Linked DNA regions of Homo sapiens: region 1 is linked to region 2. Evidence: read pairs that join two places in POLR2A ChIA-PET (ENCODE). Cell type or tissue: PC-9. All regions are shown on one strand. Links, peaks and the distances in the headings refer to the core of each region. The heading gives the core; the rest is flanking DNA.

Evidence for each region. Peaks named below come from ENCODE experiments on the same cell type or tissue, not always from the same donor. Only the 100,000 strongest peaks of a DNase experiment are listed, where the experiment ranks them.
Region 1: POLR2A ChIA-PET joins it to region 2 with 9 read pairs; 4 of 35 experiments call an interaction of 5 or more read pairs at or near these places.

What each region holds. Positions count from the first base shown.
Region 1 is chr20:50,226,830-50,232,201 of GRCh38, forward strand. No RefSeq gene overlaps it. Among named protein-coding and RNA genes, the nearest start is that of CEBPB-AS1, 37 kb to the left of the region's middle. RefSeq lists an enhancer at 1-17. In PC-9, for the core only: no CTCF peak of the experiment used is centred there; a DNase peak (open chromatin) is centred at 2,632; H3K27ac peaks cover 624 bases.
Region 2 is chr20:50,357,742-50,363,113 of GRCh38, forward strand. All of the region lies in intron 1 of LOC105372657 (a long non-coding RNA gene), which reads left to right. Among named protein-coding and RNA genes, the nearest start is that of LINC01271, 39 kb to the left of the region's middle. In PC-9, for the core only: no CTCF peak of the experiment used is centred there; a DNase peak (open chromatin) is centred at 2,570.

The DNA.
Region 1 (5,372 bases), core at 113-5,112, 130 kb before region 2:
CCACTCTCACCACGCCAGGCTGAGGTCACTGAGCACGAGGCCTGGATGGCAGACATGGTCAAGGTTGGGGGTTTAATTAATCATCAGGGAGCAGGCAGGGCTCTGGCTGGTCCAGGGCCCCTTGTCTGGGTATAGGCTGGTGGGTAGACTAGGGGAGGTCAAAGTAAATATTCTGGGAATGACGTTGCTTGCAGCCCATGGCAAACACAAACATGGAAAAGCCTATGGGGATGTGCAGTAATGGGGATGGGGTGGCAGAGGCGGGGATGGGGTGGCAGAGACAGGGATGAGTCTTGAGAGGCTTCATGGAGGAGGTGTGTCTGGAGCCAGGTTTGTAGATGGGAGATGAAGGACATGGGTGCTGGGGCCAGCTACCCTGGGCTTGAATCTCAGCTCTGCACCTTTCCCACTGTGTGAACTTGGTCAGGTTCATGTCCCTCTCTGAACCTCAGTTTCCTCATTTTGAAAATGGAGATGATTGGCTGGGCATGGTGGCTCACGCCTGTAATCCCAGCACTTTGGAAGGCTGAGGTGGCCAGATCACCTGAGGCCAGGAGTTCGAGACCAGCCTGGCCAATATGGTGAAACCCCATCTCTACTAAATACAAAAATTAGCTGGGCATGGTGGTACACACCTGTAGTCCCAGCTTCTCGGGTGGCTGAGGCACAAGAATCACTTGAACCCAGGAGGCAGAGGTTGCAGTGAGCCGAGATCACGCCACTGCAGTCCAGCCTGGGTGACAGACTAAGACTCTGTCTCAAAAAAAAAAAAAAAAAAAGAAAAGAAAATGGAGATGATAATATTTACATCCCCCTCACAGGGTGTGGTGATGACTGAGAGATGATGCAGATGAAGTATATAGAGCAGGGCCAGGCATATAGCTGGTGCACAATACATGCTAGCTATTTTCATTCTTACTAGTGGCATAGTAGAAAGCACTGGAATTTTAGCTTCAGACAGACCTGGGTGTACATTTCAGTGTTCTGCATCTCCCTGTTCTTGAGCAAGCTCCTCGCCTGTTTGAGCCTCAGTGTTCTCACCTGGACTTGGAGATGGTTTCACTTCATGAGGTTTGTGGTGAGGATGAGGCATGAAATTCCTGTAGATTGCTCAGCACAGTGCTGGGCACACGGTAGGCACTCGCTAAGGAGTGGTTGGCATCCACTGGTCTATGGCCCAGTGGTTAAGGCAAGGGTTTGTATATCAGGCAGACCTGGGTCTGAGTCCTGGCTCTGCCCCCATGGGCTGCCGTGAGGATTATATAGAGCTCTAGATGTAAAGTACCCAGTTTGGTTCCTGGTACCTAACAGGTGTGTGGACAGTGGGAATAAAATCAGGATCTTTGTGACTCTGAAGACCAGTGTTAGGCCACCCCGACATCCTGGGTGGGAAGGTGACTTTCTTCCATTGAAAGGTGGGGAAGGCTCTGGCCCTTTCACGGTAAGGAAACAGTTTCAGAGAGGCGACATCACTAGCCTAGGTGGGCACCTGGGTCTGCTTGTCCGTAGAGCTTGTCTTTCCAAAAGGGGAAATCTCTGGGTTGAGGGTGTCCCATGGGGCCCCTTGAGTGTCACTGTGCATGCTGCTGGAACAGCCTTTTTTTTTAAGAGGGTCTTACTCTGTCACCCAGGCTGGAGTGCAGTGGCGCAACCACAGCTCACTGCCTCCTCAACTTCCTGGGCTCAAGTGATCCTCCCACCTCAGCCTCCCGAGTAGCTTGGGACGACAAGACTGCATCATCCGCCTGGCTAATTTTTAATTTAATTTTTTGTAGAGACAGGGTCTTGCTATGCTGCCTGGGCTGGTCTCGATCAGTGATCCTCCTGCCTCGGCCTCCCACAGTGCTGGGATTACAGGCGTGAGCCTCCACACCCTGCCTGGAACACCCTTTTAGTGGTTAATGAAAGCAGGTGACACATACCGTGAAGAAGGCAACTCTTGGCATGAGGTTCTGGGACCCAGCAGTGTTCAGGGCCCGCCACCCCAGACTGGGGACCAGGGCATGGCTTTGTATGTATGGGAGGTGGCTTGGGGTCTTGGGGTTGGGGCAGACCCCAAGAGGCCTGGCCTGGGCCTTTTTCCCTCTATCCAACCAGCCCCACAGCACTCTGTCCAATTGTTTATTTCTTGTTACTGTTGGGCGTTTTGAGGCATTTCTTCCAACTGTCCAGAATCCGAACCTCCTTCCTATGTGTGGAGAATTTTCTGCTGTATGAGGCAGATGTTCTGTCTCCCACAAAGGAGGCTGTGAACATGAGCCTCAGATTCTGCCCCCTGTGGCCAGAGCATGGACAATTAGCTCGGCCATCTAGGTGCACTGTCCTGGGCCCCTGGGGAGTCCATTCAGGGTCCATCCAGAGGCTTCATTTATGCACGTCACGTCCTTCTCCTGCTCAGAATCCTCCCATAGCTCCCCATTGTCCTCAGGATAGACTTCAACTCCTGCCCGTGTCCCGCAAGATTTGACGTGATGGAGCTCCACTGACCGCCCCTCCTCTCCCTTTCACCCCTCCAACCACAGGAACCTCCCTCAGCTAAAGTCAATATGCCGAGCTGGTACCTGCTTCAGGGCCTGTACGTTTGTTGTTTCTTCTGTTACTATATCTCATTTCACAGGTGAGGAAATGGGGCTGGAGGAGGGGAGAAGGAAACAGGGCGTGGTGGAAGGAGAACTCCAACTGAGGTTGGGCTGGCCTTGGCCTGGGCCTCAGCCTTGTGGTAATCACAATCCACGCCAGAGACTGCCTCCTCCAGGAAGTCAAAACAGATCCTTTTTGTAGACGGATCCCTCTCCTTGCCTCTGCTCAGCCTGACTTAGGCATTCTCTCGGGCATTTGGGTGTGTGTGTGTGGAGGTGACATTGCCCCCACAGGGGTGGAAATTAATTCTTATGGGGTAAAAAACATCTTAATTTTTTTATGTATAAAGCGAAGATAGGCCGGGTGCGGTGGCTCATGCCTGTAATCCCAGCACTTTGGGAGGCCGAGGCAGGTGGATCATTTGAGGTCAGGAGTTCAAGACCAGCCTGGCCAGCATGGTGAAACCCTGTCTCTACTAAAAATACAAAAATTAGCTGGGTGTGGTGGCAGGTGCCTGTAATCCCAGCTACTCGGGAGGCTGAGGCAGGAGAATCGCTTGAACTCAGGAGGCGGAGGTTGCAGTGAGCAGAGGTGGCTCCACTGCACTCCAGCCTGGGTGACAGAGCGAGACTCCATCTCAAAAATAAATAAATAAATAAATAAAAATAAACTCACCTTAACTTGATTTGAATCCACGCAATACCTCAACTGAATTCAACTCAACAGAACTCCACTCATTGTGTTTAGTTGAACTCGACTCAGCTTAATGTGTCTCCACTCAACCCTCCTTTGCTCAGTTTGACACAACCCAGCTCATCAGCACGACTGACATCAGCCCTGCGCCCCTCCACTCAGCAGAGCGCAGTTCAGGTGAAAACTCACCTCTACCTGACTCAACTCAACCCAACTAACTCTGCTTAACTCACCTCACCTCCGCTCAGCTCAGCTGACCTCAGTTCACCTCAGTTTACTTCAGCTCAGCGCCACTCACTGCAATCCCACCCACCTCAGCTCAGCTCAAGTCAATCCTGCTCTGTTGAATGCTCAGCTCAGCTCCACCCAGCTCCTCAACACACCTCATCTCAACTTTTACAAGTTTTTTTTTTTTTTTTTTTTTGAGATGGAGTTTCGCTCTTGTTGCCCAGGCTGAAGGGCAATGGCTCGATCTAGGCTCACTGCAACCTCCGCCTCCCAGGTTCAAGTGATTCTCCTGCCTCAGCCTCCCGAGTAGCTGGGATTACAGGCATGTGCCACCACGCCCGGCTAATTTTGTATTTTTAGTAGAGACAGGGTTTCTCCATGTTAGTCAGGCTGGTCTCGAACTCCCAGCCTCAGGTGATCTGTCCACCTTGGGCTCCCAAAGTGTTGGGATTACAGGCGTGAGCCAACGCACCTGGCCAAGTTTTTATTTATTTGTTACCTTTTTAGAGATAGGGTCTTGCTCTGTCACCCAGGTTGGAGTACAATGGCAAGAACATAGCTCACTGCAGCCTCGACTTCCCGGGCTCAAGGAATCCTCTTGCCTCAGCTTCTTGAGTAGCTGGGACTACAGGTACATGCCACCATGCCTGGTTAATTTTCAAATTTTATTTGTTGTAGGGATAGGGTCTCACTATGTTGTCCAGGCTGGTCTCAAACTCCTAGCCTCAAGTGATTCTCCTGCCTTGGCCTCCTCCCACAGTGCTGGGATTACAGGCTTGAGCCACTGCACCTGGCTAAAGTCAGTTTAAGTTAAGTGTATTCACTCGACTCACCTCAACTCTCTCGACTCACAGTAGACCCCCACTGTGATTGCCACCTGCCTTCCCCAGACAGCCTCCAAGCCTTGCAGAGAAGGAGTTAGCCTCCAGGTGTTCCCAGTTTAGCTGGGGACCCTGACATGTCCTTTCAGCTGGTGCTGTCATATGGGAAACACAGGGCACCGCATGAGCAGTCTGTGGCAGCCCCAGAAAGCCCCAGATGGTTCCCCACAGAAGGAAGAGTCAGCGCAGGCAGAACAGTGGGAGGAAGGGTGTCCTGGGCAGAGGGAACAGCACGTGCAAAGTGGCCGAGGCAGGGTGGATGGAACCCTCTGAGACCCAGAGGTTGCTCCAGCTGGAGGGAGGAGTGGAGAATGAGGATGGTGTAAGTGTGGCCGGGGGACAGGCACAATCCCCCAGGGAGGACCTGGCCTGGACAGGGGGAGACACTGCAGTACTGAGCAGAGAAGTGTCATTTTAAACACCTTCCTGGCTGCTGGGGGACGCATAGAGCTCAGAGGTGAGACTGGACTTATTGTGTAGGGACAGAGCCGAGAAATCCAGCGCTAGGGGGCTGGTGGGGAGCAGACAGGTGGGGAGCTTAAGGAGAGAGTTTAGGAAATTAACCATAAAAATGACCAGAAATTGAGCACTTATTCTGGTCCAGTCCTTGTTTCCTTACCTTACAGGTATCAATGAATTTAATCCTCACAACGATTCCATGAGGTAGGTATTATTATCAACCCTATTTTGTAGATGAGGAAACTGAGGCCCAGAGAGGCCAAGACATCCTAAGGAGCGGAACTGGGACCTGAACACAGGCTTTGGTGCTCCAGAGGCCTCAGGAGCAGCCGGACATCTTATGCAAAATGCCCATGGCAGGTGCCTCCTGGAGGCCGGCCCCTGCCCCCCAGCACACAGTAGGTGCTCAGGGCCTTCTTTCTCTGTTTGTGGGATTTAAATCATCATCACCACTTGAGTTGGGAGTGCCCGTCCACTATTCAAAGGGAGAAACTGAGGCCCAAGGAAGGATTTGAGACACGGGTAGGAACA
Region 2 (5,372 bases), core at 102-5,101:
CAGCTGGATTCCACTTTGAGTTGCAGTGTGTCCTGGGGTTGGAACTCTGGGAAAATCCCAACAGCAAGCATCCCGGGCTGCCTCCTGCAGGTGCATGGGTTGAAGACATCTATGCAGAGGCTGGACTTGTCCAGGAAGGGGTGGGAGGCATAGATATCAGGGCCTTCGGCCCCCCAGGAGCCATGAGGTGCAAAGAGATGCCTGCAAGGCCCCTTGCCTAGGCTGCCTCGCCAGCTAGAAGCTTCTGAGCCACTCTCCAGTCCTCTGCTTATCATTCCCATCAAACTCATGAGCTGGGCCTGGCGGACACACCCCCTCAACACCTCACTCCAGCTCCTGGCCTGACCTGGCCCCAGCCTCGCCTCCTCCTCATCTCCCTGCACCGCCCTCACCCCTAGGATCCATTCTCCACACAGGATTAGGGGGAGCCTGCTAGGACCCAAGGCTGACAGTGCCCCTCCCTTGGTGAAACACTTTTGAGGGCTCCCCACTGCTCTTGGACTAACCCCCTAAGTCTTGTTGCAGCCTCCGTGGCCTTGCATGGTGTCTCTCAGTAATCTCTGCACTTGCCGGCCTCCCCTCTGTCTCCAGAACCTACTCAGACAGTTTCCACCTCAGGACCTTTGCATTCTCTGTGCCCTTTGCCTCGACTTCTCTGCCACTGGATCATACAGCCGTATCATCCTAGTCCACACTGTGGCCAGAGCAAGCTTCCTGAACCCTGCATCTCAGCAGGTCCTCTGCTGCCTAAGTCTTCTCTTGGGCTGAACACCCCATCCCCAAATCCAAAGCCCTGGATGGGGCTGAGGCTGCCTGCGCCCCCTCCAGCCTCCTCTCCTGAGCTTCTTTTAGTGCCCCCAAAGGCCTGCCTTTGTGCCAGGGTTTCTCAGCCTCGGGCTGGACCATTCTCCATTGCAGGGCTGTCCTGTGCTCTGAAGGACACTAAGCAGCGTCCAAGGCCTTGGTCCACTGGATGCCAGCAGCACCTTCCCCAGTTGTGAAAACTAACATCTCCAGACCACCAAATGTTCCCGGGGAGAACAAAATCACCGCAGTCGGGACCCCCTGGGCGAGGCTTTTGTCCCTGCTGTGCTCTCTTTTGGGGACACTCCCCACCAGCCCTCTGCACCCACCCTGCTCAGCCCTCTGTGTATTTCACAACCCTTAGATGCCACCTGCGAGGAACCTTCCCAGCCCAGGCAGGTCAGGAGGCTTCTGGGTGCTCCCACAATGCCTTATACTCATCATCGGAGACCTGATGATGCCATCTTGTAATTGTCAGGGGGCATGTTGGCCCACCCCTCACCCCGCCCCTGGGGATGTCAGCTCCACAAGGGCGGGCTCCATGTCTGCTCTGTCCTCCACCGCGTGACACGCACAAGCACCGAGCACAGGGCCTGGCGCGAAGGGGATGCTCAGTTCACATTTCACCATCTCTCCACTTGTCTCTGCCTCTGTCCTCATTCATCACAAACACACCCCAAGTCCACACATGTGTGGGTGCCGCGAGTGCTGACAAGAATCAGACGTGGTTCCTGCCCTCAGCCCACTCACACTAGCGGGCAACACAACACAGTAGGGGAGCCACAGGGGACCTGGCAGCTCCAAAGAGGCATCTGATCCAAACTATGGGGAAGAAGGGAGGGTCAAGATGGGCTTCCTGGGGGAGGTGACGTCTGGATGACTGAAAGGATGAAAAGGAGGATCAGCAAAAATAGTGCCAGGATACGGGGTACCCAACGTAGTGAATGTCCTAAATGCCACTGACTTGTTCACTTTAAAATGTTTAATCGCATGTCACATGAATTTCACCTCAATTATTACAAATAAAAAAATAGTGCAAATAGAGGGACTAGAATGTGTAAATGTCTGGTGGACAGAAACTGAAGGTCATTTCACTGGAGCTGCAGGTCAAAGGAGCAGATATTGGAAGTGGTGATGAGACAGGAGAGCTGGCCAGGGGCCCTGTGGCCACAGAGAGGAGTCTGGGCTTTTTCTTGAGTGAGTGGGAGTCACAGAAGGTCGTAGGCAGAGGAAGGAATGTGGAGAAGAGAGTGGGTGAGGCTGGAAGCAGGAAGAGCAGAGAAGGGGCGATGGCCACAGTCCACGGGTGAGAGGGAGGAGCCTGGCCCAGGGCTTGGCCAGGGAGGTGAGGAGATGTGGTTGGATATAGGAGATATTTAGGGCATAAACCCGACAGTTACGATGGTGTAGATGTGGAAGGTGAGAGGGGAGCATCACGGACAATGTCCGTGTTGCCTCAGTCAGGAACCCATCCAGGACCTGCCCCCATGTCCCCCAAGAGCCTTCTATGCGGGGGCAGGTGCAGGGACCCAGCTCTGTGCTTCCCTCCTCAGGGGCTCTGCCTCCCCCAAGGCTCTGTAAGGGGTGGTCTTGGCACTCCCATGACCTTCTGTGTGACCTCTGGCTAATCTCTTGGCCTCTCTGGGCCTGTTTCTGGGGCATCTTTGTCTACTCTTCCGGGAGGAGTGAGAGGCACTCCGCCCAGGCAGAGGACCTTGAAGAACCTGTCCTGCAGGGTGAGGCCCTCACCCGCCCCTCCTGGGGTACTCAGCAGGTGAGGGGACACCTGGTGCACAGCCTGGGCAAGAGACCCAGCTCCACCACGCCCTGCACGGCTGACTGGCCTCTGCTCACCTGAGGGACGCTGGGGTCCAATCCTCCAATCCCAGGGGCTGTGCCCCCAGGCCCAGCCTGGGATTCTGAGCCTCACACTCTGGCCAGGCCTGGGGGATGAACACCCTCCGTCAGCAGCCTGGGGTCAAGGGCATGAGGGCTGGAGCCAGGGCCTTGGGGCAAATCCCAGCTCTGCCCCTTCCTGCTGAGCTGCCTTACGCAAGTGACTCAACCTCTCTGATGCCCAAAGAAAGAGATCTGTCATGGAGGCTACATCCCACACAAGTGGGGCTTTTCCACACGGGGTGGGTATGAGTCCCGGTTCACACACTGGCACTGTGGAGTTTCTTTGTGTTTTCACAAATGGAACTGATTTTCCATCTTGTGTCGTGGTTATGCCAGGCTGGAGGAGGCTTCATCTGACGGTGATTCCCACCCTCGCCACCACCCCACTCCACTTTTCCTGGGAAGGCTCTGGGTCCCCTGGCCTTTCATGAGGCCAAGGTGTTGGGGATAGGAATGAGGACAGAGGCACTGGTGTTGGGTGTCGTCTTCCCACCAGGCATTGCCTGACACAGGCTGGTCCCCCCCCTGAGGCCCTGCGTGGTTCTGTGCCTGCCCCTTCTCCATTGCCCCTGGTCCTGGGGGTCATTTGGCTGCTTCCTGGCTACTTCAAGGGCTGGTTGGAGGCTGCCTTTCCAGAATCCTGGAAAAGCTGCTTCTACCTGAGGTTCTGGGCCTCACTGGGCTCAGCCCCAGGCTGGGGGCCACCCCTGACACCCCGTCTCTGTACCTATCCTGCGACCCTGGCTCTGATTCTGGGTGGGGGAACCTTGCTCTCTGCAAGACGTGAGTTCTTCCTGCTCTTCTCAACTTTTGAAACTCAAAAGCCAGGAAGCCTCCTGGGATCCCCGTACTTGGTGTCCCCGCCCTTCCCGGAGGCACTGAGTACAGACTTACAGTGGGGAAGGACGGAAGGGAGAAAGGAAGAGAGCAGGGGCCTAGGTGGGTGCAGGGCAGGGAAGAGAGGCCAGTTCTGCAGCCTCCCCAGACAGTGGCCCTCGGGATCCCTTTACATTTTAAAAAACTGCTGAGAACCCCAAGGAGCTCTTCTTGCTTGTGTGGATTCTATCAGTCGATACTCACGTTAGAAATGAAAACTAAGAAATGTATAACATATTTATTTATTCACTCAAATGTAATAATAAATCCATTACATGAACATAACATTTTTTATAATAAATACCTATGCATTTTAAAATGGACAAATTTAATGAGAAAAGTGGCATTTGTTGGATTGTGGATATTTCTGCATCTCTCTGTAACAGCTGGCCTCTGGGGGACAGCGGGTCCTCACACTTGCTTCTGCAGTGGATCTGCTGTGAGACTTTGTTTAGGATGAAGTACCTGAGAAAACCTGGCTTCCAAAGGCACATCGTTGGAAAAAGGGAGGATATTGTCACATTGTGAAATACATGTATATTGAGACGGAGTCTCACTCTGTCGCCCAGGCTGGAGTGCAGTGGCGTAATCTAGGCTCACTGCAGCCTCCGGCTCCTGGGTTCAAGTGATTCTCCTGCCTCAGCCTCCCGAGTAGCTGGGATTACAGACATCTGCTGCCATGCCCGGCTAATTTTGGTATTTTTAGTAGAAATGGAGTTTCACCATGTTGGCCAGGCTGGTCTCTAACTCCCGACCTCAGGTGATTTGCCTGCCTCGGCCTCCCAGAGTGCTGGGATTACACGCATGAGCCACTACACCCAGCCATGAATAGTCTTTAATGCTACACAAAAACTAATCAGTGGTAATGTCTTAAATTCAGATGCAATGTGGAATCTAAACATCTATCAATGAACTTTTCAAACTCTTTACACTCATGTGAGAATGAGAGTAAACAGGGCAAATAATCCTACGAACCCCTTAATGGGTCTTGGGGACCCCTAGGGATCTTCGGACCACACTTTTAGAACTGTTGTGTTCTCTACAATGGACACGAACTCATCATTTTTTATGGCTGCATAGTATTCCATGGTGTATATGTGCCACATTTTCTTAATCCAGTCTATCATTGTTGGACATTTGGGTTGGTTCCAAGTCTTCGCTATTGTGAATAGTGCCGCAATAAACATACGTGTGCATGTGTCTTTATAGCAGCATGATTTATAATCCTTTGGGTATATACCCAGTAATGGGATTGCTGGGTCAAACGGTATTTCTAGGGACATGGATGAAGCTGGAAACCATCATTCTCAGCAAACTATCGCAAGGACAAAAAACCAAACACCGCATGTTCTCACTCATAGGTGGGAATTGAACAGTGAGAACACATGGACACAGGAAGGGGAACATCACACATCAGGCCTGTTGTGAGGTGGGGGGAGTGGGGAGGGATAGCATTTGGAGGTATACCTAATGTTAAATGATGAGTTACTGGGTGCAGCACACCAACATGGCACATGTATACATATGTAACTAACCTGCACGTTGTGCACATGTACCCTAAAACTTAAAGTACAATAATAAAAAAAAAAAAGAACTGTTGTGTTCTCAAAGAGAAGTATCCCAGCAGTCAGAAAGCTGCTGGTTGACCCCCACCAGGGACATACCAGGGTATGATGAAGAATGCAGGTTCAATTCCCATTTCTGCTGCTTCCTGGCTGTGTGTCTCTGGGGAGGTCACTGCTTCTCTAAGTCTCAATGTCTTCATTTCTAAAACGGTGATAAGAAGACCTACC